Regions from separate parts of the Homo sapiens genome. Here all the other regions are linked to region 4. The links are chromatin contacts, found by Hi-C or POLR2A ChIA-PET in ENCODE. All regions are on one chromosome and are shown on one strand. The core of a region is the stretch at or near the end of the contact, and the rest is flanking DNA. Distances in the headings are between cores, read along the strand shown.

What was found. A loop is a pair of places that touch in the nucleus more often than their neighbours do. ChIA-PET counts read pairs that join two places held with the same protein, here RNA polymerase II (POLR2A). Pooled maps may share reads with other maps.
Region 1: a pooled map shows a loop between it and region 4 (6-fold over the local background). The contact joins two enhancer-like sites. A Hi-C loop is called at or near these places in 2 of 50 pooled maps. POLR2A ChIA-PET finds 5 or more read pairs at or near these places in 3 of 52 experiments (HEK293T, PC-9 and activated CD4-positive, alpha-beta T cell).
Region 2: POLR2A ChIA-PET joins it to region 4 with 11 read pairs in activated CD8-positive, alpha-beta memory T cell. The contact joins two enhancer-like sites. POLR2A ChIA-PET finds 5 or more read pairs at or near these places in 7 of 52 experiments (A673, AG04449, HEK293T and 4 more).
Region 3: a map with no recorded cell type shows a loop between it and region 4 (7-fold over the local background). The contact joins two enhancer-like sites. A Hi-C loop is called at or near these places in 3 of 37 single-sample maps with no recorded cell type and 7 of 50 pooled maps. POLR2A ChIA-PET finds 5 or more read pairs at or near these places in 7 of 52 experiments (A549, A673, Caco-2 and 4 more).

What each region holds. Positions count from the first base shown.
Region 1 is chr10:72,366,363-72,373,625 of GRCh38, forward strand. MICU1 (mitochondrial calcium uptake 1) reads right to left here. Exons shown (of 12, transcript NM_001195518.2): 12 at 978-1,993. The coding sequence ends at 1,833. Among named protein-coding and RNA genes, the nearest start is that of DNAJB12, 15 kb to the left of the region's middle. Within about 2 kb of position 3,974, at least 3 of the 41 ENCODE cell types and tissues checked have a DNase peak (open chromatin) inside an H3K27ac peak, as active enhancers do.
Region 2 is chr10:72,193,555-72,200,955 of GRCh38, forward strand. It overlaps ASCC1 (activating signal cointegrator 1 complex subunit 1), which reads right to left. Exons shown (of 10, transcript NM_001198800.3): 5 at 3,257-3,435. Among named protein-coding and RNA genes, the nearest start is that of ANAPC16, 19 kb to the right of the region's middle. Within about 2 kb of position 4,932, at least 2 of the 41 ENCODE cell types and tissues checked have a DNase peak (open chromatin) inside an H3K27ac peak, as active enhancers do.
Region 3 is chr10:72,167,839-72,174,903 of GRCh38, forward strand. The region is part of intron 5 of ASCC1 (activating signal cointegrator 1 complex subunit 1); the gene reads right to left. Among named protein-coding and RNA genes, the nearest start is that of ANAPC16, 45 kb to the right of the region's middle. Within about 2 kb of position 5,526, at least 5 of the 41 ENCODE cell types and tissues checked have a DNase peak (open chromatin) inside an H3K27ac peak, as active enhancers do; they include A673, where a contact is called at or near this core.
Region 4 is chr10:72,291,885-72,299,075 of GRCh38, forward strand. No RefSeq gene overlaps it. Among named protein-coding and RNA genes, the nearest start is that of DDIT4, 22 kb to the left of the region's middle. RefSeq lists enhancers at 354-493, 3,987-4,281, 5,286-5,585, 6,237-6,893, 6,506-6,595 and silencers at 694-743, 5,946-6,215. Within about 2 kb of position 5,452, at least 39 of the 41 ENCODE cell types and tissues checked have a DNase peak (open chromatin) inside an H3K27ac peak, as active enhancers do; they include A673, where a contact is called at or near this core.

The DNA of each region.
Region 1 (7,263 bases), core at 2,724-5,223, 73 kb after region 4:
CATCCCTAGCTGTCATTTTATAGATGAGGAAACAGGTGGGAAATGACTTGCTCAAGACCACACTGAGTTAGTGGCAAAATTGGGTCCACCATACAACACTGGTTGTTATGGTTCTTTTTTTTTTTTTTTTTTTTTTTGAGGCAGAGTCTCACTCTGTCGCCAGGCTGGAGTGCAATGGCGCGATCTTGGCTCACTGCAACCTCCGCCTCCCAGGTCCAAGTGATTCTCCTGCCTCAGCCTCCTGAGTAGCTGGGATTACAGGCACATGCCACCATGCCTGGCTTTTTAGTAGAGACAGGGTTTTACCATGTTGGTCAGGCTGGTCTTAAACTCCTGACCTCATGATCTGCCAGCCTCAGCCTCCCCAAGTGCTGGGATTACAGGCATGAGCCACTGTGCCAGGCCGGTTGTTATGGTTCTTAAAACTTAGGTCCTTATGGTGAAATGCATAGGGTAACGTGGCAAAACTCGTCTCTACAAAAAATACAAAAATTAGCCAGGTGTGGTCGCGTGCACCTATAGTCCCAGCTGCTCAGGAGGCCGAGGTGGGAGGATGGCTTGAGCCTGGGAGGCAGAGGTTGTGGTGAGCCAGGATTGCGCCACTGCATTCCAGCCTGGGTTGCAGAGCGAGACCCTGTCTCAAAACAAAAGCAAAACCAAAAAACCCCACACAACTTAGGTCCACCATACTAGATGATTCCTCACATACTCCCCATCTTAGTTCTTTACTGTGGGGCATGAATAAGCAAGGACTGTGTACCTTGGCCCAGAATGAAATGCTAACCAAACTGTGCGGGGACAATGCCACCACTAACCTCCAAAAGCCCTCACTTTTTGTCTGTGCCTAAAGCTGCTCTTCATCAGAAAGAACCAGACTCTGGTAGAAAGAAAACAGGTCTGCTTCCAGCAAGATCTCAAATCCAGTGGGGACATAAAATGAAAAGGGCCTAGAGGACCCTAAAATAAAGGAGACAGGGAACTTTGGGGATGTTTATTGCAAATGGTTATAATTTAAGTGATATTTACAATTGTTTAAGACAGAGGGCAAACAGGCTCTGAGCCAGGCCTCAGCTTTAGAGGCCCATCCTGGAGAGGAAATGGCACTTGCAGGGAACATGAGCTCAATCACTATTGCTCACTAAGCACAGGGTCACACTGGAGTCATCTTAGGGAGGCTGCGAGGAAGAAAAGGGAGTGCACAGAGCCATGAAGCAACTACTTTAAATTCTGAATCTTGCTGTGTTCCCACTGAGCATGCTGCCTTCCTAGAGCAGGCCTTGGAGCCATCCCAGGGACTAACACAGATCCTTCCTGGGGCGCAGGCTTCTCACACTAGCGTAGGGTGCCTAGGTCATCCTCATCATTGTTTATCATCACAGACTTCTTTCTGCCTGCCAGATATCTTCCCTACTTGTGGCTTTAAAACACCAGCAGGAGGGAAGTCAAGGAATGTTCTTGTTAGTATAAATCCATAGCAAAAACGATTTGAGAACTGGATGCTTCCCAGGGTTGGCAGGTGTGTGGATGGTTCCCTGAATTCTTTATCCACAGGATGCTTGAATGGGTGGTGCTGTTGAGGCTGACAAATGTCTGAGCTTTACAGACTTGTTCATGTTTTTGAGAACCTATGGGGATACTCATTGGGCAGAATCAGAGCCCAGCAGAACACGGGGACGGGGAAGGGTAAAGAGGGGAAACCGACAGAGTCCTGAGGTCATCCCGGGAGGAAGGGGGACTACTTCCAGAAGCAGCAGCACAAAGGGCTCTGCCGAGACTCTGCGGAGGGGGTCCAGGGTACTGGGGGTGGAGGGGTCCCCTCTTGCAGTGTGGGGTTACTGTTTGGGTAAAGCGAAGTCCCAGGCAGTTTCCTGTGCACATTTCCACATGGCCTGCATGAGGCGAGTGAAACCCATGTCTTTGGGCTTTTCCAGGCCTCTCATCAGCCGTTGCTTCATGATGGAAACAAATTCCTTATTGCTCAGTTCGCCATTGCCTAGAGGAAGAGGCAAAAACAACAGGGATAAGTGTTGGCCTTGGAACAACACCACTGATATAATTCCATTGTCCACACAAAGTGGATTTCAAAGCCCAGACATTCTCCACAGCCAAACTCAATTCTCTTATCCTAGAATTCATTAGTTTATTCCTTCCTCGATATTTCCAACTGCAACTCAGTGACAGTTCAGTGTAGTGTGACAAAAGTTGAATGAAAATACAGTATATGCCAGGTCTTGTGCCAGGTGTTTAGAACAAGGAGATAAATGAGCTTTGTGCTTTGTCCCTGGAAATACTTCCAGGCTGTAGGAGAGACAAATTATTATACCACAGTGTGGGGTAAACGGAGGATGCTATGGGGGGCACAGAGGAAGAATCTCCCACCCTGGCTGAGGGTAATGCAAATACAGATAGTAAAGGCTTCCTGGAAGTGACTCCTGAGTAGAATCTCACAGGATTAGCAGCAATTGGCCAAGTTAAGGGGAGATGAGGGAGGCATTCCAGGGAGGAGAAGCAGCATAAGCATGAGTACAGGCAGGATACAGCGTGGCTGCCAGGGAACTGCAAGTAGGCAGTTAGGTATTGCTGGACACTAAAGAAGCAGGTGCATGGGAAGTAAACTAAGGAGGAAGGCAGGGAGCTGAGTGTGGTGGCTTGTGCTTGATTTCCTAGCTACTTGGGAGGCTGAGGCAGGAGGATCTCTTGAGGTCAAGAGTTTAAGACCAGCCTAGACAATATAGCGAGACCCTGTCTCTAAAAATTTTTTTCAAATTAACTGGGCATGGTGGTGGACACCTGTAGTCCCAGCTACTTGGGAGGCTAAGGCAGGAAGATCGCTTGATTACCACCCGGTGATTGCGGCAATCACCAGGAGCTCAAGGCTGCAGTGTGCTATGATGACCACTGCACTCCAGCCTGGGTGACACAGTGAGACCATGTCTCTTGGAAAAAAAAAAAAAAAAAAGAGGTGGGCAGGAGACAGGTCCCCCCAGGGTCTGTATTGCTCCTAAAGGTCTGGCACTTTCTCTTCCAGGCAATGGAACATCAGAAAAAAACTGGAAGCAGGGGAGTAAGAAGCAGGCAGATTTCCATTTTGGACAGATTTTTCTGGCTGGTTGTGTGAGGATGGATTGGAAGGCGGCACACCTGGAATATTGGGGTCAGTTAGGAGACTGCTGCAATAGTCTCTCTGCTGTAATGGAGAGATGGTGAGGGGGTTTCGTGGTGAAAACCAAAATCAAACTTTGGCTTTGGATTGAGCCCATTTTCTCATGGTTTCCTAATCCACCCTCTTCAGTGTCAGAGGGCTGGAAGAAACTTTGGAGAGCATCTGTTTTTTTTTTTGTTGTTGTTGTTGTTTGTTTGTTTTGAGACGGAGTCTTGCTCTGTTGCCCAGGCTGGAGTGCAGTGGCGCGATCTCAGCTCACTGCAACCTCCGCCTCCCAGGTTCAAGCGATTCTCCTGCCTCAGCCTCCTGAGTAGCTGCAACTAGAGGCGCATGCCACCATGCCCGGCTAATTTTTGTACATATATATTTTTTTGAGACGGAGTCTCACTCTGTCACCCAGGCTGGAGTGCAGTGGTGCGATCTCGGATCACTGCAAGTACCCCTCCAGGTTCATGCCATTCTCTGCTCAGCCTCCCAAGTAGCTGGGACCACAGGCACCCGCCATCATGCCCAGCTAATTTTTTTTGTATTTTTAGTAGAGATGGGTTTCACCGTGTTAGCCAGGATGGTCTCAATCTCCTGACCTCATGATCCGCCCACCTTGGCCTCCCAAAGTGCTGGATTACAGGCGTGAGACACTGCGCCTGGCCAAGAGCATCTGTTTTAATTAGAAACCACCCAAGCCACACAGAACAGTAACCACTGTAATAGCAGAGGTACAGTCACCCTTTGCAAGACACCCAGGGGCCTGTTGATTAAAATAATGACACCCATTACTGGTGGTGATAAGATAGCAGGAAACCCACAAACCTACCTCTACTCATGATTGGTCTGGGAAGAGTGTGGTAAGAAGGAATAAATGGTTTACTTCTGTAGAGTACCCAAAACCTAAACTGGCTCATGTTTTCTGGCTGAAGAGAGTATGGGCATCCTCAGAGACAGGAAACCCCCCACAGCAAGACAAAACCCAAAACCAAACCCAACAAAACAAAACCCAAAACCAAAACAAAAAAACACTTGGCTTATTTATATAAAGTACAAAGGTAAAACTGTGTTACTAGAAGTCAGAAAAGTGGTGACTCTTGGGGAAGGAAGTGACTGGAGGTACCAAGTAGGGCTCTATAGTCCTGGTAATGTGATGTTTCTAAATAATGCTGGTTATACAAGTGTGTTCAGCTTTTTAAAAATTTACCAAGCTGTACACTTAAGATATTTGTACTTTAGGCTGGGCACAGTGAGTCACGCTTGTAATCACAGCACTTTGGGAGGCCGAGGCGGGCAGATTGCTTAAGGCCCGGAGTTCAAGACCAGCCTGGCCAACGTGGTAAACCCTGTCTCTACTAAAAATACAAAAAATTAGCTGGGCATGGTGGTGGGCGCCTGTAATTCCAGCTACTTGGGAGGTTGAGGCATGAGAATCATTTGAATCTGGGAGATGGAGGTTGCAGTGAGCAGAGATGGCGTCACTGCACTCCAGCCTGGGTGACAGAGTCAGACTCTGTCTCAAAAAAAAAGAAATTGTACTTTTCCATATATTATATTGCAATATAATAAAAAGTTAAAAAATAGCCTTGCTTGGGCTGGGTGCAGTGGCTCACGCCTATAATCCCAGCACTTTGGGAGGCCGAGACGGGCGGATCATGAGGTCCGGAGATTGAGACCATCCTGGCTAACACGGTGAAACCTCGTCTCTACTAAAAATACAAAAAAAAATAGCTGGGCGTGGTGGCGGGTGCCTGTAGTCCCAGCTACTCGGGAGGCTGAGGCAGGAGAATGGCGTGAACTTGGGAGGTGGAGCTTGCAGTGAGCCGAGATCGCACCACTGCACTCCAGCCTGGGCAACACAGCGAGACTCCGTCTCAAAAAAAAAAAAAAAAAAAGCCTTGCTTGGCTGAAAAGTAATGAATAATTTGGCTTATCAAGAATGTAGGCCGAGGCCAGGCACGGTGCCTCACGCCTGTAATCCCAGCACTTTGGGAGGCCAAGACGGGTGGAGAACCTGAGGTCAGAAGTTCGAGACCAGCCTGGCCAACATGGTGAAACCCCATCTCTACTAAAAATATGAAAAATTAGCCAGGCGTGGTGGTGGGCACCTGTAATCCCACCTACTTGGGAGGCTGAAGCAGGAGAATTGCTTGACCCCGGGAGGCAGAGGTTGCCGTGAACCATGACTGTGCCATTGCACTCCAGCCTGAGCAACAAGAGTGAAACTCCATCTCAAAGAAAAAAATATATATATATAGGCCAAGGTGGGGCATAGTGGCTCACACCTGTAATCTCAGCACTTTGGGAGGTTGAGGTGGGAGTATCATTTGAGCCCAGGAGTTCAAGACCAGCATGAGCAATATAGTGAGACCCTGTCTCTACAAAAAGTTAAAAAATAAGCTGAGCATGGTGGTGCCTGCCTGTAGGCCCAGCTACTTTGGAGGCTGAAGTGGGAGAATTGCTTGAGTCTGAAAGGCGGGAGTTGCAGTGAGCCAACATTATGCCCCCGCACTCCAGCCTGGGCAACAGAGCAAGATGCTGTCTCGAAAAAAAAAAAAAAGAAAAAAATAAATGTAGGCCAGGTGTGGTGGCTCATGCTTGTAATCTCAGCAACTCAGGAGGTCAAAGCAAGAGGACAGCTTTAGGCCAGAAGTTTGAGACGAGCCTGGGCAACATCGCAAGACTCTTTCTCTACGAAAAAATTCAAAAAAATTAGCTAGGTGTGGTGGCATGTGCCTCTGAAGCTACTCAAGAGGTTGAGGTGAGGGGATCACTTGAACTCAGGAGTTTGAGGTTACAGTGAGCTATGATCGCACCACCACACTCCTGCCTGGTGACAGAGCGGGTGTGGTGGCTCACGCCTATAACCCCACCATTTTGGGAGGCCAAGAAGGGAGGACTACTTGAGTCAGGAGTTTGAGGCCAGCCTAGAAAACATAGTGAGACCTCTCTCTAAAAAAACAAAAACAAATTTAAAAAAAAATGTAATTAAGAGAACAGAAAGTTCTAAACAGGATTCTTACACTTTGTATAAAAAGAAGCTTGAGGCCAGGTGTGGTGGCTCATGCCTGTAATCCCAGCACTTTGGGAGGCTGAGGCAGGTGGATCACCTGAGGTCAGGAGTTCAAGACCAGCCTGGCCAACAGGGTGAAACCCTGTCTCTACTAAAAATACAAAAAAAATTAACCGGGTGTGATGGTGGGCGCCTGTGATCCCAGCTACTCGGGAGGCTGAGGCAGGAGAATCACTTGAACCCAGGAGGCAGAGGCTGCAGTGAGCCGAGATCATGCCATTGCACTCCAGCCTGGGCAACAAGAGCTTGACCCCAGGAGGCAGAGGGTGCAGTGAACCAAGATCGTGCTGTTGCTGTTGCACTCCAGCCTGGGCAACAAGAGTGAGCCTCAAAAAAAAAAAAAAAAGAAAAAAGAAAAAGAAGCTTGAAAATGAAAAAATATGAAGTCACTTCATTCAAACTACTATGGGTTTACCTTCTGCTTCCGTAAGGACCACATGACCACTATGAGTGGATTTTGTTACTGTGAACCAGGTCTATAACTGTATGTTATTTGCATGCATGTGTGATTTGTGAGTTCAATTCTAAAATCTGTGATGAAGAAGTCTATTTGAAAATCGAATTCTCCATCCCCTGGCACTTTATTTTGTTTGTTCATTTTTTTTTTTTTTTTTGAGATGAGGTCTTGCTCTGTTGCCCAAGCTGGAGTGCAGCGCTAGGATCATACCTCACTACAGTCTCAAACTCCTGGGCTCAAGTGATCCTCACACCTCAGCTTTCCAGTAGCTAGAACTACATGCACACACTACCACACCTTGGCTAAACTTATTTTTTGTAGCGATGGGATCTCGCTATGTTGCCTAAGCTGGTCTTGAACTCCTGGCCTCAAGTGATCTTCCCATCTCAGCCTCCCAAGTTGCTGGGATTACAGTTGTGAGCCACTCTACAGGCTTTCCTTTGGCATTTTGACCTAAGATCTTGCAGTGGTAAAAATAACAACGGCTTTTTGTTAAGTATACTTTTTCTTTCTAGATTAAGAAAATAAATCTCAGAGATGTTAAATAATTTTCCAAAGGTGATTTAAGTAGATAATGACAGAACC
Region 2 (7,401 bases), core at 3,682-6,181, 99 kb before region 4:
CTATAAAGGGAGAGCATGAGGGAGTTTTTGGGGTGGAACTATTCTGTATCCTAATTGTTGTGGTAGTTACAGAAATCTAAACATGTTTTAGAATTCATAGACATGTATACCCCAAAAAAGTCCATTTTAATTATAATAATGTTGAAGATAAAATTGAAAAAATTTAATTCTTCAGAGGATAATTGGCTAAATAGGGGTTTAAAAAGTTAAAGTCTTACCTCTTACTGTATATCAAAACATATTCTAAATTAACTAAAAAGCTAAATGTAAATTATGAAATAATACTGATTTTTTTTTTTTTTTTTGAGACATCACTGTCGCCCAGGTTGGAGCGCAGTGGTGCGATCTCTGCTCACCGCAAGCTCCACCTCCCGGATTCACGTCACTCTCCTGCCTCAGCCTCACGAGTAACTGGGGCTACAGGTGCCCGCCACCACACCCGGCTAATTTTTTTTTTTTTTGTATTTTTAGTAGAGACGGGGTTTCACCATGTTAGCCAGGATGGTCTCAATCTAGAGACGGGGTTTCACCATGTTAGCCAGGATGGTCTTCATCTCCTGACCTCGTGATCTGCCCGCCTCAGCCTCCCAAAGTGCTGGGATTACGGGCATGAGCCCCTGCACCTGGCCTGATGTTCTTAATATATATGATGCTCCTACAAATAAATTTTTAAAAAGAACACTCCCAAAGAAAAATGGGCCAAGACATGAATAAACAAAATACAGGAAAATGCTTTATCTCACAAATAATTGAATAAATAAACAGTAAAGCAATGACACAGTATTTTTTGTCAACTGAAATACAAAAAAAAAAAAACCAAAAACCTTAAAAGAATGATAACATCCAGTACTGGCAAAAGTGGGAAAGGAAACCTAAAGAAAACTCTAGTTTGGAGCATAAAGTGCTATAAGATTTCCTGAAGGTAATCTGGATGTCTATACATGTTGAAAAATTCATACATCCACATATACTGTTTTTTCACTTCTAGTGAAAAAACAGTATATGTAAAATAAACAGTATAAGTAAAATAACCCACTAGTGCAGAAAAATGTATTCAGCACTCATAACAAAATAGAAATTAAAAAAGTTAAATAATTACATATCCATATAATAGAACAGTAGGTAGCCATTACGAAACCAAATCACCTGAACAGTTAATGAAATCAGATTTTTGTTTTGTTTTGTTTTTGTTTGTTTTTTGTTTTTGAGACAAGTTTCGCTCTTGTTGCCCAGGCTGGAGGGCAAAGGTGCGATCTCGGCTCACCGCAACCTCAGCCTCCCAGGTTCAAGCGATTCTCCTGCCTCAGCCTCTCAAGTAGCTAGGATTACAGATATGCGCCACCAGGCCCGGATAATTTTGTATTTTTAGTAGAGACGGGGTTTCTCCATGTTGGTCAGGCTGGTCTCAAACTCCTGACCTCAGGTGATCAACCCACCTCAGCCTCCCAAAGTGCTGGTATTACAGGTGTGAGCCACCATGCCCGGCCCAGATTATGTTATTTTAGTCATCACTGCTATAATTTCCTACTTGTTCTCACGAAGTAGGTTTTGTGGGTTTTTTAGGTTTTGTGTGTTTTTTGCTGTGTTTTTTTTTTTTTTTTTTTTTTTTTGAGACAGGGTCTGGCTCCATTGCCCAGGCTGGAGTGCAATAATACAATCTCAGTTCACTGACACCTCCACCTCCTAGGCTCAAGCCATTCTCCCACCTCAGCTCCCAAGTGACTGTGACTACAAGCACACACCATCATGCCTGGATAATTTTTGTATTTTTTGTAGAGACAGGGTTTTGCTGCTATGTTACCCAAGTTGGTCTCAAACTCCCAAGCTCAAGCAATCTACCTGCCTCAGCCCTCCACAAAGTGTTGTGATTAGAGGCATGAGCCAACATGCCAGCCAAGATTTAGGTCTTTCTTCAATGACAAAACAATGTTCATGGTAGAATGATTACGCTTTCAAAAAAACTAGAATATAAGATTATATACAAGCTAAATTTTATTTTATTTTATTTATTTTTTTTTTGAGATGGATTTTTACTCTTCTTCCCCAGGCCGGCATGCAATGAAGTCAGGAGTTCGAGACTGACCAGCCTGACCAACATGGAGAAACCCTGTCTCTACTGAAAATACAAAATTAGCCGGGTATGGTGGCGCATGCCTGTAATCCTAGCTACTCAGGAGGCTGAGATAGGAGAATTGCTTGAACCCGGGATGCAGAGGTTGCAGTGAGCCAAGATCGAGCCATTGCACTCCAGCCTGGGCAACAAGAGTGAAACGCTGTCTCAAAAAAAAAAAAAGTATGTGAGTGTACAGACACATTGATACACACACATATATAGCAATCATGTAACAGCATCTCTCAGTAGTGGAATTATGGATGATTTTTTATTAATCTTTTCTGTATTTTCTAAATTTTCTATAATAAACATATTGCTTTCATACTTTTTTGAATCAATATACATTTTTTAAAATCAACTAACTGATATCCAAAATGAGTTTAAAACTTGTTTTCTAATCTGGATTATCTGCTATTATCCTGGTCACAAGCATTTCACTGTTATCTAAGTATGGCAATTCTACATGCAAATTTGTCTTTTAGTTACTAATCCCAAATGAGCCATGACCGCCCAAAGTCAGAAGATCTACAGATAATGGCATCTCATTAACATTACCACCCAAAAGATGCAGAATAGTGTGTCTATTAGGATGAGCCATTTGTGTCTTAAATCTTTTTTTTTTTTTTTTTGAGACAGCATCTCACTCTGTCTCCCAGGCTGGACTGCAGTGGCACGATCTTGGCTCACTGCAACCCCCATCTCCCAAGTTCAAGCAATTCTCCTGCCTCAGCCTCCCAAGTAACTGGGATTACAGGCACATGCCACCTCACCCAGCTAATTTTTTTTGTATTTTTAGTAGAGACGGGGTTTCACCATGTTGCCCAGGCTGGTCTTGAACGCCTGACCTCAAGTGATCTGCCTACCTCGGCCTCCCAATGTGCTGGGATTACAGGCATGAGCCACTGCGCCTGGCCCGATATGTGTTAAAATTTTTTAAAGACATTTCTGTAATATATAGAAACTTATGAGCTGATATGTCCATACACTTTTTTTTTCAGTTCAATATAAGAAGCCAAAAGAAATAGTTATCTTTTTTGGTGGGGGAAGAAGTTTATAACTCCCTACTGTTTGATTTATGAACCATTTTTGTATTCTTTTTATATTTAACTTTTTTTTTAACCTTCTTGCTTTGTTTGCACTTACCATGGAGCACTTCGCCAGTACTTCCTCCTGGAATCTCAGGAATCCTTCCTGAACCTCAACTTCATTGAGGAAAAAGGCAAGGAAGTGAGTGAAGGGCTGCTTTCTTCGAAAAGTGTCCAAAAGAACATCAATCCGTGTTCGGGCTGAAATTACACCATTTCGATGCTGGCCAGTGATTACTGTAAACAAAGAAGAAAGGGTAAACTGCTCAAGGACCCCCAAATGCTTATAAAACAGGACCTCTTGATACTGTCACCTCTGAGGAGCTAAAGCAGTTCTGAATGCGTATATGAATCTAAACAGGGGACAATAACAAATATAAGAAAACTGCTAATTAATTCAATGTAAGCAGAATGAGGCTTAAAAATAGAATATCCTTGGCCGGGCACGGTGGCTCATTCCTGTAATCCCAGCACTTTGGGAGGCCGAGACAGGTGGATCACGAGGTCAGGAGATCGAGACCATCCTGGCTAACACAGTGAAACCCCACCTCTACTAAAAATACAAAAAATTAGCCAGCCTGGTGGCGGGCGCCTGTAGTCCCAGCTACTCGGAAGGCTAAGGCACGGATGGAGGGAACCCAGGAGGTGGAGCTTGCAGTGAGCCAAGATCGTGCTACTGCACTCCAGCCTGGGCAATAGAGCAAGACTCTATCTCAAAAAAAAAAAAAAAAAAAAAAAAAGAATATCCTTAAGACAGCTTATAAAGTAGAAAAATGAATTCAAGTACTACAAAGCAAACCCTTGCTAGTAGGAATGTAAAATGGTGTAGTCACTATGAAAAAGTTTGGTAATTCCTTAAAAAGTTGAACATAGCTGGGTGCAGTGGCTCACGCCTGTAATCCCAACACTTTGGGAGGCTGAGGTGGGCAGATCACTTGAGGTCAGGAGTTCAAGACCAGCCTGGCCAATATGGCAAAACCCCATCTCTACTAAAAATACAAAAATTAGCTGGGTGTGGTGTCACATGTCTGTAATCCCAGCTACTTGGGAAGCTGAGGCACAACAATGGCTTGAACTAGCAAGCTGGAAGTTCCAGTGAACTGAGATCACGCCACTGCACTCCAGCATGGGCAACAGAGCTAGACCCTGTCTCAAAATAAATAAATAAATAAATAAATAAATAAAGTTGAACATAGACTTACCATATAACCCAGAAATTCTACCCTTAGGGATACCCAAAATAAGTAAAAACCGAGAAAGAAAAAGGGAAGGGAAGGGAAGGGAAGGGGGAGCAGGGAAGGGGAGGGGAGGGGGGAGGGGGAACGAGGAAGGGAAGGGGAGGGGGGAGGGAGAGGGGAGGGGAGGGGGGAGGGAGAGGGGAGGGGAAGGGGGAGGGGACGGAACGGGTGAGGAGGGAGGGGAGGGGAGGGAAGGGAGCAGATGGAAGGGGTGAGGAGGGAGGGGAGGGGAGGGAAGGGAGCAGATGGAAGGGGTGAGGAGGGAGAGGAGGGGAGGGGAGGGAAGGGAGCAGATGGAAGGGGTGAGGAGGGAGGGGAGGGGAGGGGAGGGGAGGGGGAGGGGAGGAGAGGGGAGGGGAGGGGAGGGGAGGGGAGGGGGAGGGGAGGGAAGGGAAGGGAAGGGAAGGGAAGGGAAGGAAGGAAAGAAAAGAAAGAAAGAAGGCAAGGCATGCTCATGCCTGTAATCCCAGCACTCTGGGGCAAAGGCCAAGGCAGGAGGATTGCCTGAGGCCAGGAGTTCCAGACAGCCTAGGCAATTTACTGAAACTCTGTCTCTACAGTGGTTGGAGGTGGAGAAGCTTCTGATGTTCCATTGCCTGAGATTTCAAAACAGACAAGACCAGATCCTTGTCTAGAGGATTAAAAGCTACCAGATCATTTCCTTCTCTGATTTCTCTAATTTAGGAGACACAAAAGAAATGGGTAAATCAGAGCAAATATCACACGAATGCAACTGCAGACTTGACTTCACATCACAATTCAATTTACTCTAACCAATACATTTGGTTTTTCTATATACTTTACTTCTCTACAAGATCAATAAGCCAGTTTATTTATTTTATTTTCAAGAGAGTCTTGCTCTGTCACCCAGGCTGCAGTGCAGTGGTACAATCTCGGCTCACTGCAACCTCCGCCTCCCAGGTTCAAGCGATTCTCCTGCCTCAGCCTCCTGAGTAGCTGGGATTACAGGCACGTGCCACCACACCTGGCTAATTTTTGTATTCTTAGGAGAGACAGGGTTTCATCATGTTGGCCAGGCTGGTCTCAAAATCTTGACCTTGTGATCCACCCAACTTGGCCTCCCAAAATGCTAGGATTACAGGTGTGAGCCACCACACCCAGCTAATTTTGTATGTTTATTTTTATTTTTTGAGATGGAGTCTTGCTCTGTCGCCCAGGCTGGAGTGCAGTGGCACGATCTCGGCTCACTGCAACCTCCATCTCCCAGGTTCAAACAATTCTCCTGCCTCAGCCTCCCAAGTAGCTGGGAATACGGGTGTATGCCATCACACCCAGCTAATTTTTTTTTTTTTTTTTTTTTTTTTGAGACAGAGTCTCACTCTGTTTCCCAGGCTGGAGTGCAGTGGCACGATCTCGGCTCACTGCAACCTCCGCCTCCCGGGTTCAAGCAACTCTCCTGCCTCAGCCTCCTGAGTAGCTGGGATTACAGGTGTGCACCACCATGCCCTGCTAATTTTTGTATTTTCAGCAGAGACAGGGTTTCACCATGTTGGTCAGACTGGTCTCAAACTCCTGACTTTGTGATGTGCCCTCCTCGGCCTCCCAAAGTGCTGGGATTACAGGCGTGAGCCACTGGGCCTGGCCGGCTAATTTTTTGTATTTTTAGCAGAGACGGGATTTCACCGTGTTAGCCAGGATGGTCTCAATCTCCTGACCTCATGATCCGCCCACCCCGGCATGAGCTAACACGCCTGCCTAGTTTTTATTTTCTCTTCTTTGTTTTCTGTTTTTTTGTTTGTTTTGAGACAGTCTCGCTCTGTCACCCAGGAGGGAGTGCACTGGTGCGATTGGCTCACTGTAGCCTCGACTTTCCCAGATAAAAAGATCCTCCCACCTCAGCCTCCCAAGTAGCTGAGACTACAAGCATGTGCCACCACACCCAGCCAATTTTTGTATTTTTTTGTAGAGATGGGGTTTTGCCATGTTGCCCGGGCTGACCTTGAACACCTGGGCTCAAGTGATCCTCCCACCTAGGCCTCCCAAAGTGTTGGGATTACAGGCATGAGCCACCAAGCCCAGCCTGACACACTAGTTTTTCACACTGCAACATTTGTGCTAAGTTAAAATGGAGTCTTTATAGCCTGTCTACCCTTTTCTGGATAAGTTCTGGAATGAATCTAGTATATTAAAATGGCTAGGGTCTCCACATTTACACCACGTTATAATTTTACTGCAATAAAAAATATTATATAACTTACTACACAAATAGAAAAAATGGGGAACATATAACAAGTGTTAATAGCAATTATGTTTGGGGTTCGTATTATAAGAGACTTCCATGTATACCTTATATATAATTTCTGCAAGCTTTCTCTTTTTTGAAAGCATGTATTAATTTTATAATCAGAAAAAATTAGGGCTGGGCGCAGTGGCTCATACCTGTAATACCAGCACTTTGGGAGGCTGAGGCTGGCTGCACCTGAGGTCGGGAGTTGGAGACCAGCCTGATCAACATGGAGAAACCCCATCTCTACTAAAAGTACAAAAGTAGCCAGGCATGATGGCACATGTCTGTAATCCCAACTACTTGGTAGGCTGAGGCAGGAGAATCACTTGAAACCAGGAGGTGGAGGTTGCATTGAGCCAAGATTACACTAAGCCAAGATCATGCCAATGCACTCCAGCCTGGGCAACAAGAGCGAAACTCCATCTCAAAAAAAAAAAAAAATAGATGAAGTAACTTTTAATGCAATTATAAAATGACCTTGGTATTTGTAACTTGAATGTTAAAACTCAAGGAAAATAAAATTTTGCACTTATAATTCTAATAAACTGAATATTTACTTTAATAAAAGTCCTTCCAAATGCTGTTAAAAGTTCTAATGCTAGAGTTTGTTGACATTACCTAGAGAAAACTGTGTCACTGCACTGGCCAATATGGGAGCCCACATGCAGCTAGTTAGTTAAATTAATCAGAATTCAGTAAAAGTAAAAATTCAGAAAA
Region 3 (7,065 bases), core at 4,276-6,775, 120 kb before region 4:
TGTTGCCCAGGCTGGTTTCAAACTCCTGGCCTTAAGCAGGCCTCCCACCTGAAGCTACCACACCTGGCTAGCTCACTGGTGGTGGCTTACCCCTGTAATCCCAGCACTTTGGGAGGCCGAGGCAGGGGGATCACGAGGTCAGGAGATCGGGACCATCCTGGCTAACACAGTGAAACCCCGTCTCTACTAAAAATACAAAAAAACTAGCCGGGCGTGGTGGCACGCGCCTGTAGTTCCAGCTACTCAGGAGGCTGAGGCAGCAGAATTGCTTGAACCTGGGAGGTGGAGGTTGCAGTGAGCCGAGATCGTGCCATTGCACTCCAGTCTGGGTGACAGAGCGAGACTCCATCTCAAATAAATAAATAAATAAATAAAATAAAATACTTTTAAAAATCAAAGAAAAAACTCAAAATGCTATTGAACAATAGGCAAAAGACAGACACTTCACATGAATAAAGATATAAAAATGACTCGAACATGTAGAAAGACATATAATTTTGCTCATTTAAAAAATGCAAATTAAAACTACACTGAATATCATTTCTCACCCATCAAACTGACAAAAAATCAAAAGCTTCACAATACACTCTGTTGGAGAGGCTGTAGGGACACAGGCACTTTCATACATTGCTAGCAGAAATGCAAAATGGTACAATCCCTGTGGAGGGAAATTTGGCAATATCTAACAAAACAAAAGACACTATAAATAAGTATTTACCATCTGACCCAATGCTCTAGACTGAATTGTGTGCCCCCCAAATTCATATGCTGAAGCCCTTCCACTCAATGTAAATGTATTTGGAGACAGGGCCTTTTGGGGATAAAGTTAAACAAGGCCATAAGGGTGGGGTCCTAATCCAACAGGACTGGTGTCTTTATTCAGAAGAAGAAACACCATGAGTGAGAAAGCACAGAGAAAAGGCCGGCAAAGAGAAACAGTCGCATGAGGACACAGCAAGCAGGTGGCCATCTGCAAGCCAGGAAGAGGCTATAGCAGAAAGCAACCCTGCCAGCACCTTGATCTTAGTCTTCCAAGTTCTAGAGCTAAGAGAAAACAAATTTCTATTGTTTAAGCCACCCAGTCTGTGGTATTCTATGACAGCAGCCTGAGCAGATTAATATACCCAACAATCCTACTTCTAGGAATTTATCCTGAAGATACATCAACAACGTAAAATATGTATGCATGAGGTTAGACATTACAGCATTACTGCAGAACACTTAAATGCTCAAGTATAGAATGGTTGCAAACTATGTATAAACACATGTATACAATGATCTGGAGTGATATTTCAGGACCTATTATTAAATGAGAAATGCAAAGTGCAGGACAGGGCGGGTTGCCTCACACCTGCAATCCCAGCACTTTGGGAGGTCAAGGTGGGCAGATCACTTGAGACCAGCCCGGGTAACAAGGTGAAACCCCGTCTACACAAGAAATACAAAAATTAGCCGGGTGTGGTGGCACATGCATGCCGGTAGTTCCAGCTACTCAGGAGGCTGAAGTGGGAGGATCACTTGAGTCCCAGAGGTCGGGGCTACAGTGAGCTGTGATAGTGCCACTGCACTCCAGCCTGAGTGACAGAGCAAGATCCTGTCTCAAAAAAAAAGACAAGTGCAGAAGAGCTTCTATACTTGCTACCATTTAAGAAAGAAGGGAAAATAAGAAAACATACATTAATATATATATGCTTATTTTTACAAAAAAAACACAGGACAAATAAACCAGAAAACAATGATATTGGTCACCCACAAGGGATGAAGGAGAAAGGGGCAGAAAGAATACAAGAATGTGTGACACTTCTGGGTATGTATGCCTCTTACATAGTTTTGACTTTTGGAAGCACGTTAATGGTCTACATATTCAAACATAAAATAAACAAGTATGGAAAAGGGAAAGAAACCTAATTTGAAAGTAAACTAAAAATAAACCCAACTGTATTTTAAATGAATATCAAATCCACACTAGAGGGGGTTAAGAAAGAATCAACAAACACAAGGCCGGGCGTGGTGGCTCACGCCTGTAATCCCAGCACTTTGGGAGGCCAAGATGGGCGGATCACCTGAGATCAGGAGTTCGAGACCAGCCTGGCCAACATGGTGAAACCCCGTCTCTACTAAAAACACAAAAATTAGCAGGGCATGGTATCACGTGCCTGTAATCCCAGCTACTCAAGAAGCTGAGGCAGGAGAATTGCTTGAACCCAGGAGGAAGACGTTGCAGTGAGACAAGATCGTGCCATTGCACTAAAGCCTGGGCGACAAGAGTGAAACTCCGTCTCAAAGAAAAAAAAAAAAATCAGGCAAGAATCATTAAAGGATGTTAAATCTAAGGAGAAATTTTGTTGAGGAGCAGAATATTTGCATAGTCTTAAAATGTCCTCTTCTAGACTGCTTATCGGTTGAAAGGTAAAAATATAGTAACTATAAAGAAATTAATCAACACTGACTGGATGGTGTCAAAATTAACATCACCAATGAGGGACACTGTATACTCTAAGAAGGACACATTATCACCTATGCAATGCTCCATCCAGGAATGCCTAAGTCTACTCATGAGGAAATGCCAGACAGATCAAAAGTGAGAAGCATTCTATTTAAAAAGCCAATGTCAAGAAAGACAAAGAGCCGGCGTGGCACCGTGCCTGGAATCCTGGCTACTCAGGAGGATCACTTGAGCCCAGGAGTTCAAGGTGCAGTGGTGCTCACAGCACCGCACTACACCCTGGGTGACAGCAGAGTGAGACTGTATCTCAAAAAAAAAAAAAAAAAAAAGAAAGAAAGGCAGACAAAGAAAGCCTGTGGAAATGTTCCAGATTCAAGGAGGCTAGAAACATGACAATTAAATACAACACCTAATCCTAGACTGAATCCCAAACTAGAGAGGGAAAAAATGCTACAAAGGATATTACTGGATTAAGTGACAAAATTTGAACGTGGATGGTAAATTAGATAAAACTATCAATGTTAAACGTATTGAGGTTGAGAACTATAACATTATTATGCAAAAAAAAAATTTTGCCAGACACAGTGGTGCACGCCTATAGTCTCAGCTGCTCAGGAGGCTGAGGGGATAGCTTGAGACCAGGAATTCAAAACTAGCCTGGACAACATAGCAAGATCCCACCCCCCCCAATATTTTTAATTAAAATATTTTGAAATATTTAGGGTTAAAGGGCTATGACATGTGCAACTCACTCTAAAGCAGTTGAGAAAGATAAAAATGGAATACGAAAACAAATAGTGAAATATTAACAATAGGTGAATCTGAATAAAGGATACTATTCTTTTCTTCAACTTTTCTGTGAGTTTAAAACTACTTCCTGTATAAATTCTCTATTGGTGCTATAACAAATTACCACAGACTTTGTGGCTTACAACAATACGAACTTATCCTACCATCTTCTGGAGGTCAGAAGTCTAACATGAGTCAGCAGGGCTGCATTCCTTGCGGAGGCTCCAGGGCAAATCACTTCCTTGAGCTTTCTAGCTTCTAGAGGCTACCTGAATGTCTTGGCTCAGAGTCACATCACTTCAATCTCCACTTTAATCGTCACCTCTCCTTCTCTGACTCTGACCTTCCTGATTTCCTCTTTTTTTTTTTCTCAGACGGAGTCTTGCTCTGTCGCCCAGGCTGGAGTACAATGGCAAGATACCAGCTCACTGCAACCTCCGCCTCCTGGCTTCAAGCAATTCTCCTACCTCAGCCTCCTGAGTAGCTGGGATTACAGGCACCCGCCACCATGTCCAGCTAATTTTGTAGACATGGGGTTTCACCATGTTGGCCAGGCTGATCTCGAACTCCTGACCTCAAGTGATCTGCCCACCTCGGCCTCCCAAAGTGCTGGGATTACATGCGTGAGCCACCGCGCCCAGCCCAACTCCCTTATAAAGACCCATCTCAACATCCTTAACTTTATCACATCTCAAAGTCTCTTTTGCCATAAAAGGTAATAGTCACCGGTTTTGGGATTATGATGTGAATATCTTTGGAGGGCCATTGTTCTGCCTGTCACATGCCCCCTTCCCAAAATGTTTTTTAAGGCATCTTTGGGGAAATACACTTGGGTGATAAAACTAAAGAAAACTAAGGATGTGATTACTGTAAAAGTTGGGACAGTGGTTACCCTTCAGGGGAAGAAGACAAAGGCAAGACAAGGAAGTCTAGGGTGCTGATAAGATTGTATCTCCAGCCTACACGGTGGTTATAAAAGCATCCATTTGTTCTGTATCGTCTTCTGATGTGTGTTACATTTAACAATTTTGAAGTTTTTTTAGAAAAACTCTAAGCACAAGGCTGGGTGCAGTGGCTCACGCCTGTAATCCCAGCACTTTGGGAGGCCGAGGCGGGCGGATCACGAGGTCAGGAGATCGAGACCAGCCTGGGCAACATGGTGAAACCCCGTCTCTACTAAAAATACAAAAAATTAGCCAGGCCTAGTGGTGCACAACTGTAATCCCAGCTACTTCGAGGGCTGAAGCAGGAAAATCGCTTGAACCCGGAAGGCAGAGGTTGCAGTGAGCCAAGATTGCACCACTGCACTGCTGTCTGGGCAAAAGAGCAAAACTCAGTCTCAAAAAAAAAAAAAAAAAAAAAGAAAAACTCTAAGCACAAATAAAAGAGGAAACAGTTTGTTTTTAAGCTTTTATAGATGTTGGGCTTTTTTTTCTTTTTTTCTTTTTCTTTTGTAGAAATGGGGTTGCGCTATGTTGACAAGGCTGGTCTTGAACTCCTGGCCTCAAGTGATCCGCTGGCCTCAGTCTCCCAAAGCGCTGGGATTACAGGCATGAGCCACTGCACCCAGCCCAATGTTGAGATGTTTTAAAGGTAAAATTACACTAGTTCCTCTAAAAATATATAATATATATATTATATATAATATTTTTATATTATATATATTACATATATTATATATTTTTATATTATATATTATATTTTTTATATTATATATTATATATTATATTTTTATATTATATATAATATATATTTTATATTTTTATATTATATATAATATTTTTATATTATATATATTATATATTATATTTTTATATTATATATATTATATATTATATTTTTATATTATATATTATATATTTTATATTATATATTATATTTTATATTTTTATATATGTTATATACAATATTTTTATATTATATATATATTTCTTATATTTTTTTATATATAAAATATAGTGACTAGAGAGAGAAAAATGAGGGAAAGAAATGCCCTGTCACTAGCATGCCAAATCAAGACTTAACTAGTAGAGCCAGACTCAATTCTAAAGGCCTGAAAGTGCACACAAGTACCTTTCTAGACCTGGAAATGACTAGGAAACATAAGGGGAAAATGGCCTAATGGTTTAAAATTCCCAGCTTACTATCTCAGTCACTTTGATATTCCATTGCTCTTTCTTCCTTTTTCTTTCTCTTTATTCTTCAACTTTCTCTTGCATAAATTTGCTCTAATACCCAGCTAGAAAAAGGAAGTTCTACAACTTTGCTTTCCCTGCCTTACCCTTTGGGAGCCTAGCACTCTAGTCAACTTGAGTTTACTTGCCAAGAAAACACCAAAACACCAAGTACTGGGAAACAAAACACACAGAAGGCAATGGAGCAAGACAAGGTACAGACAGGACACCTAAGGGTCACACGATCGAAAGTCCTTTTTGGAATTATGAGTCATAAGGGTTCAAATAATCCTTAACTCTACTGTAGACTATATAATTTACAAGTAACTCCACTGGACAGTCTTTTAATGAATGGAGAAACGCTCTAAATTCTGCCCTACCTCACAATGCCATCTACCAAGAGAAACTTTTCTCTTACTGAATTATCTAAATTTAATTTGGAACCAAACAACCTTCAAGGCAACGGCATAAATCTCTAGAGCCACTGTTTTTCTTTGCTCGGAATATATCATCATATTCCTGCCCCAAGCCCATTCACTGAGATGAATGAAGACCAACGAACATCAAATTCTTTACTGCAGGGGTTTAATTACACTGGGCCCTGCTCCAAGCTTGCCATTACTTGGAGCTGGAACTATCTTACTCCATTAGGTTGGCCACCCAGGCTGGCGCCTGAAAGTTCTAATGGTATTGACCTTCCACCCAGCAGGGAGAAGCAAAGAGTGAAGTAACAGGAATTTCCTGGGGCAGTTTTGTTTATGAAAATAAACATGTTTCTTTATGACTAAGTCACAACATCACTAAGCCTCAGTTTCTTTCTTGTTAAATAAGGCCTCATCCATGCATGCGAAAGCTTCCTCTAAAGAAAACTTATGTACATGCCTAAGTCACAGTTCACCGAGTTCAAGGTCATGTCCTGACTCATCAGTCCTGAGTGCATGGAGCTTAGCCCTCTCATTCAAACTGCAGCTCATGATTTACCACTAGCAGTCACCACATCATCACAGGCCCTTCACTGGCATCACTTTTAATCCAGCACCCTGGGCTCGAGTGGGGCAGAACTGCTAATAATACTATCAGTAGGAACAATTAACAAGACATAATAAAATCTACACATATCAAGCTTGGGGAAAAGGGCAGTAGACAGCAGTATGGATTGGTCCATCATGAAGCATTCTCTGCTTCCTTAAAGCTCAACCATCCTTTCCATGAGATGGGATACAACACAGGTGCAACTGCCAGAGCTGTCAGCAAGTAGAAGGGAGGCCTCTCTCCAGACATAGACCTGTAAGCTCACACTCCACTACATGCTAGTGAAGAATCTGATCCAAATGTGTAGCACCCAGAATGTAAATAATTTATAGCTCTCTGCCTTGGTGGTACATGCCAATTGCCAGAGACAAAAAATAATTCTCAAATCATATTCACATATATCATCTTTTAGGAACTCCAGGTATAACAAACGTTTGTGCCTTTAACCTGGAGTAGAGAGCCTAGGGTTCTAATTCTAACTTTGTCACAAACCAGCTGTAATTAGGCAAGTCATGTCACTTCTCTAGCCTCGGCTTCCTCCTCTGTAAAATAAGGGAGGTGGCCTGGTTTACCTGTAAGTCAAAGGACCTACAAACTTTTTACATGTTCCCACAAAACCTAAAT
Region 4 (7,191 bases), core at 4,202-6,701:
CCATAGACTTGGTTAATCAGCAGGTTGGGGAGGGGGACCTGCTGCTCCCAGAGGCCGTAGGTGCTGGAGCACGAGGTAAGAATGGCCAAGAGCTGGCTGGGCGCAGTGTCTCACGCCTGTAATCCCAGCACTTTGGGAGGCCGAGGTGGGCAGATCACCTGAGGTCGGGAGTTTGAGACCAGCCTGACCAACATGGAAAAACCCCATCTCTGCTAAAAATACAAAATTAGCCGGGAATGGTGGCACATGCCTGTAATCCCAGCTACTCAGGAGGCTGAGGCAGGAGAATCGCTTGAACCCGAGTGGCGGAGGTTGCGGTGAGCCGAGATCATGCCTTTGGACTCCAGCCTGGGCAACAAGAGTAAGACTCGGTCTAAAAAAAGAAAAAAAAAGAATGGCCAAGAGCCATCTTCTAGAAATGGGGAGAATGACTCAAACTGAATCAGGAGCAGGTGAGGTCACCCTGGGTACCTGGAGTTACTCAGAGTGACACTAGTACACGCCTGGCAGGAGTGATGGATGAGCTAGGCTCCAGGAAAGCAGGTGGGGCTGGAAACCACCCAAGACAAGGAAATTGTTGGGTTTGAAATTCCAGGTAAGCAGAGTATGGCCTGAGAGCAGCGGCAGAGGCTGAAAGTGGGCTTGGTCTCGGTATTTTTGAGGCTGAGGTAGCTCCAACTCTCTCCCTCTGAGTCAGCACCCCACTTAAGACAGAAATACTGAGATCTGCGACCCCAGCCTCCCCCACAGCAACTCCACAGTCCCCAAACCTTTGCTCCGCTGGGTCCTCCCAAGTATGGTAGCTGACACAGCCCTGAGCAGCCCACTGTCCTCTGCCCTGCCAAGTCTTCTCACTCTTGTCACTTTGTCCTACATCATTTCTTTGTCTGGCACCCCTCCTAGAATTGGTGCCCCAGAGGTGGGAAAAACCTACCCTGCTCACTGCTCTATCTCCTGGGCTTAGCTCAGACTCTGGCATACGTGAGTGCTTAGTAGAAACTTGATGGGGTATTAAAATTGAGACCTGGGTGGGTTCTCACATTAAATTTCTAACACTCCTTAGGTGGCTTGGGCCCACCCCTCTGAGCCCTGTTTCCACATCTGTAAAGTAGCAAACCATCGCCATGAAGAACAGGGAAGAACCAGGTCAGCAGGCAGGGCGGATGAAGCATCCAGCCAGTTCTAGGAAGTTTCCGATGGCTAATCCTTCAGATGCAGCTTGTAAGCAGGTCAAATACAGAATAGGAAACTGAGGCGCAACGAAGTCATGCTTAGAAGTCTGTCCAGGGAGACCAGTCAAGGCCTCCCCCACACCCTGCAAGCCCTTCTAGGAGCTCTGGTTAAGTCACTCTCGTTCAATCTCCCTGAGAGGTACCATCCACAGGTCCTGAAGTGTGTGGCCTGTCCCTGCTGTGTGAGGTGGCCCTCCCCATTCTGCTTCCTCTTTGAGGTGGCCTGGCTCCTGGTGGTAGGCAAGTGCTAGAAGACAGCAGAGATGGCTGCCTCTGGTGTTGGGAGCTGGAGTCAAAGAGCCAGAGGGGTGTGTGTGTGTGTGTGTGTGTGTGTGTGTGTGTGTATGTTCATTATCCATAAGTACCCACTTGGCCCTCACTATACTCCAAGAGGGAGGCAGTCCAGCCTAGTGGTGAGATGGTGAGATGCTCCCACTATGGAGTCAGGCTGGAGTTGGCCTTGGGGCAGTCCTTCCTTTTTTTTTTTTTTTTTTTTTTTTTTTGAGACGTAGTCTTGCTCTGTAGCCCAGGCTGGAGTGCAATGGCGTGATCTTGGCTCACTGCAACCTCTGCCTCTCGGGTCCCGGTTCAAGCAATTCTCCTGCCTCAGCCTCCCAAGTAGCTTGGACTACAGGCGCCCACCACCACACCCAGCTAATTTTTGTATTTTTAGTAGAGATGGGGTTTCACCATGTTGGCCAGGCTGGTCTCGAACTCCTGACCTCAGGTGATCTGCCCGCCTTGGCCTCCCAAAGTGCTGGGAGTACAGGCCTGAGCCACCGCGCCCGGCCTGGGGCAGTCCTTCCTAAGCCCCAGTCTCCTACCTAAAAAAGATGGTTGTGAGGGTGTGGCATGCTCAGCACTCAGCACAGAGCCTTACTCACCATTAACACTCAACAAACAGCATGTGTTGTTAGTTTTTGTTTTGAGACAGTCTCACTCTGTAGCCCAGGCTAGAGTGCAATCATGGATCACTGCAGCCTTGATCTCCTGGGCTCAAGTGATCCTCCCACCTCAGTCTCCCAAAGAGCTGGGATTACAGGCATAAGCCACCTTGCCCCGCCAGTTTTTAGCCTGTCAGCTCTTTGAGGGACACTTGTTATGGTCATACCCACAGCTTTGACCCTTACCAGGTGGTCAGGTGGATGAATGAATGAGTAGAAAGAAGGAAGAGAAGGCAGGAGGGAGAAGAGGAAGAATGAAGGAAGGGTTGAGTTTGTTCTGGAAGCTCCCAGCTTCCATCCGCACCACACTCTCCCTCTGTCCCCAGGACACCAGGGAACTGACTCAAGGCTCTCCTCTTACCAGGTGCTGTGTGGGGTCCAGGGAGAAGAGCCCATTTGAAATGGGGCACTGGTCTAAACTCTGGACCTGCTGCTCACTATTGACTGAACTTAGCCACTTAAATATTCTCCTCTATAAAATGGGAGTGACCATAGCAACTACCTCGCTGAATTGTAGGGAGACCCAAAAAATGTATATGAATACATTTGTCAACTAAAGAGTGTTAGGGATTATCTCAGTGGAGGGATAGGCAGTGCAGGCTCTGGAACCAGACTTCTTGTGTTCACATCCCTGCTCCACTGCTTGGAGACCTTTGGCAAGGTCCTTAACTCCTCTGGACCTCAGTTTTCTCATCTGTAAAACAGGGATTATACTAGTTCCTACCTCACAGAGTTGTGAAGATTAAATGAGATAATGCATGAAAGGCTTTTCAATAAGAGCAGGGCACACATTAGGCATGATGTCCATGATCAAGTGCCTAATATGTGCCTGCTCTCAGGAAGGATGCTGTGAACTACTTCACACTAAAGTGTAAATGAATGATAAGATCTACTATGCTCCACTCATGCCTGTAATCCTAGCACTTTGGGAGGCCGAAGCAAGTGGATCACCTGAGGTCAGGAGTTCGAGACCAGCCTGGCTAACATGGCAAAACTCTGTCTCTACTAAAATACAAAAGTTAGCCAGGTGGGGTGGCACATGCCTGTAATCCTAGCTATTCAGGAGGCTGAGGCAGAACTGCTTGAACCCAGGGGGTGGAGGTTGCAGTGGGCCGTGATTGTGCCACTTCATTCTGGCCTGGGCGACAAGAGTGAAACTCTGTCTCAAAAAAAAAAAGAAATGATCTACTATACTCTCTCTCAGAGGCATATGAATCGTAACAGGAATTAAAGGAGTGAAACCCCATCTAATTATGGGATTTTAAAAAGTAAGGCATACAGGGGTAGGTAAGGTCCTTCCTAGGGTCCCTCAAAATCACGCCTGCTGCCCACTGCACAAATCCTGCCTGGTCCCAGAGAGGGACCACACACAGAGGAAGGGAGAACATAGTGCCAGTCCCTGAGGAAGCTCCCCTCTGCTGGAGAAACGAGAGGCAACTGGATCCCCCAATACTGCATCACTCCAGCTAAACATGGAGGGCCTTCGGAGGCATGGCAGGCAGTCGCCCGGGCTACAGCAACCAGAAGGGCTTCAAGGACCCTCCAGGGAGCAACAGGAGCCAGGGTGAGGGGGTGGGGAGGGGGATGGGCACTGGATGTGATGAGGACTGACTTGGGACGACTGACATGGGACCAGCGAGGAAGGGGTGGGCACTCTCCCAGGGCAAGACCCTCACTTTCCAATCCGTTTCCCCCTGACTGGCACCTGTAGTACAAGGTGCAGAGGGGGTCAGGAGGTGGGTTCTGAAGCCCTGGCATTGGGGTGTTACCAATGGGCACCCATTCAATATCTCTTCAGTTCCTCCTTTGGAGAAACCCTCTTCCCTCCTTCCTTTTCAGCCCATTGGAGCAGGTGAGGCTGCAGGTGTGGGGCCTGTGAACAGATTTGCCAATCAACACAGGGTTATTCCTGCCTTGCCCCTGGTATCTGTGTGGTCACATGACCCCAACTGTCCAGTTACAGTGAAACCCGGGACATGTGTCACAATTCCCAAGGACAGAGCCTCTTTCTACTCAACTGGAACTTGGGATGATGTGCCCCTGCAGCTGCAGCAGGTGCTCATGGAGCCCAAACACTTCCCAAGACAGCAAAGGCAAAGTACAAACAAGTACAAAGACTCTGGGAAATGAGTCTTCATGACGTCGTGGTGTCGCCAGATCGAGTCATGCCTGGGGTTCTCAGTTTCCTGAGCCAGTAGATTCCCTTTTTAGCATAAATCAGTTTGAGTCAGGTTTTCTGGCATTTGCATCATTAAGAGTCTGACATTCATATGGTGAATTTTCTTTTCTTTTTTTTCTTTTTTTTTTTTTGAGATGGAGTTTCGCTCTTGTTGCCCAGGCTGGAGTGCAATGGTGCGATCTCGGCTCACCGCAACCTCTGCCTTCTCCTGGGTTCAAGCGATTCTTCTGCCTCAGCCTCCTGAGTAGCTGGGATTATAGGCATGCGCCACCATGACCGGCTACTTTTGTATTTTTAGTAGAGACGGGGTTTTTTCCATGTTGGTCAGGCTGGTCTCAAACTCCGGACCTCAGGTGATCTGCCCGCCTCGGCCTCCTAAAGTGCTGGGATTACAGGCGTGAGCCACCGCGCCCGGCCATGGGTCTGTTCTTAAATGGGGCTTCCAGAGGGAACCTCAGCCTGTTTTGAAATAACAAGGATCCAGGCACGGTGGCTCACGCCTATAATCCCAGGACTTTGGGAGGCTGAGGCGGGCGGATCACGAGGTCAGTAGTTTGAGACCAGCCTGACCAACATGGAGAAACCCCATCTCTACTAAAAATACAAAATTAGCCGGGTGTGGTGGCGCATGCCTGTAATCCCAGCTACTCAGGAGGCTGAGGCAGGAGAATTGCTTGAACCCGGGAGGCGGAGGTTGCGGTAAGCCGAGATCGCGCCATTGCACTCCAGCCTGGGAAACAAGAGCGAAACTCCATCTCAAAAAAAGAAAAGAAAAGAAGAGAAAGGACAATAAGGAGTTAGAAACACTTTCTCCCTTCCCTCCTTCCCGAGGGGCGGGCTCCATCTTCTTTATTTTTTATTTTTAGAGAAGAGGTCTCCCTATCTTGCCCAGGCTGGTCTCAAACTCCTGGTCTCAAGCGATCCTCCGGCCTCGGCCTCCCAAAGTGCTGGGTTTAAGACGTGAGCCACCGCGCCCTGCCTCCATGTTCTTTAATCTGCTGTCCCTGGCCCAGGGACCTCCGCAGATAAAGCTCGGTTTCCCCTTTCTGACGCTGTTACCAGTTTGCGGCGGTTAACCCCCCAGAGAGAGCCTGACGCAGATTTGCTGCAGGAAACCACCGAGTCTCACGGCTTGGCACGAACTCTTCCTTCCGGGCCGGCCAGGATGCCTGAGCGTGGGGGTGGGCAGGGCACCTCCTACTTCCCCCCGCAGATAACCACCAACCCGGCCACATCATTCTCACATCTGGGAACTGAGCTCACTCGAGGCTTTTCTCACGTAGCCTCCTTTGAACCTGTTTCCTCATCTGTAAAATGGGGCTAAGGATAGCATCCACCTATTTCAGGGTCGTTTTGAGGGAATCCTGGAGAGAAAACTAGGGTTTTCAGCAAAAGGATCGGCACAAAGTAGATGTTCGCCGCTCCCCTCCCTCCTTCCCGCTCCCCCGGGCAGGAAGGCTCGCGTGCGCGAGGCCACAGCGCAAGCGGGTGCAGAGCAGGATTCGAACAGGGTTCCATGCAACTCCGTGCCCAGGGTCCTACCACCGCCTGAGCTCAGCGGTCTTCAGCCAGCGGGGCCCTTCCACCCCCTTCCTTAATAGTTTTCCTCCTCCGCCTCCTGCACGGCCTCCGCCTCCGCCTGACCGTCCTCGGAAACCTCCCAGCCGCAGCCCGGCCCTCCCCAGCGGCCTGAGTGGCCTCCTCCCGCGGCGCCCCCCAGCTCCGCACCTCCCCAGCCCCGCCCGAGGCGCGCCCAGCGAGCGTGACCCCGACCCAGGGCCACGGCTGCGCCCGTAGGATCGCGGGCGCGCGGGTCTCCATGAGGGACTGGGAGAGATGCGTCACCCGCTAATCCCTCAACTGGGTCGCACCCGGTCTGCCTTGGTTGGTCCCTTCTGATGGCGGAGGCGGGACCTCGACTTGGTGGCCAATGAGGAGCCTCGTGGGGGTGCTCTCGGCTGCCATGGCAACGGAGGGGCCGCCCGCTTCCCCGCGGGGCGAGGCCGGCTCTCCCAGGACTGGCCACATTGCAGTCACGCGCTGTGGCCCCAGTCCTGTTAGCATGAGGTGGGGGTCAGAAGTTGAGGAACAACTCGGACCTAAAGCCTTGACAATTGCCAACAGTGTAGACAAGTCCCAGCATGCCCAAAATTTATAAGAGAAGGCTGCCTGGAAGAGGGACACGATGAGGAGGGTCTGCTGAAACGGACAAAGAAACCCAGTTCAGTGCAGTGGAGTGGACATGGCACGGGCAGGGCACGGAGTGGGGTCGGTGCTTAGTAAGCGGATTAGGGTTTCCAAGCCAAGACCCACCCAGGGCAGGATGGGGAACCAAGGTGAGCAGGTGCGCTGAATTGTGGGTCTCACACTGTCCTTCAGTGTCCCGCAGGAAGAGAGAGCTAAGGATCACCAGGGTCATTCCCCTGCCTCAGGCAGCCTGCACTCCACCTTAGGTACAGTCATGTCCGGTCTTCAGCATTCATTAACCTCGTATTCTTCCCAGGAAGAGGAAGGTGACCAGGTTCATTGTCCCCATTTCATAAATGAGAAAACTGATGCCTGCCTGCTAAAGTAGCTCACCCTTGGGCCGTGGGGCCTGGCATTGGGCCCAAGCGGGGCCCTTCCAGGGAAGCCCCAGCCCGCAGTTCTGACGTTGCCCACCCTTGCTGATGGTGCAGGGATGTCAGGGGCAACTGAGCCCCATGTTTAACGAGGCAGGTGAGCTGGGGTCAGAACCCTGCCCTGGCCTCTGATGGCCCTGGGTGGGGATGTGTCTAACTCCCTCCTCAGTCACTCTGGGAGGGAGTCCAGTGTTGCCCCACGCTCGTGGCCTCCA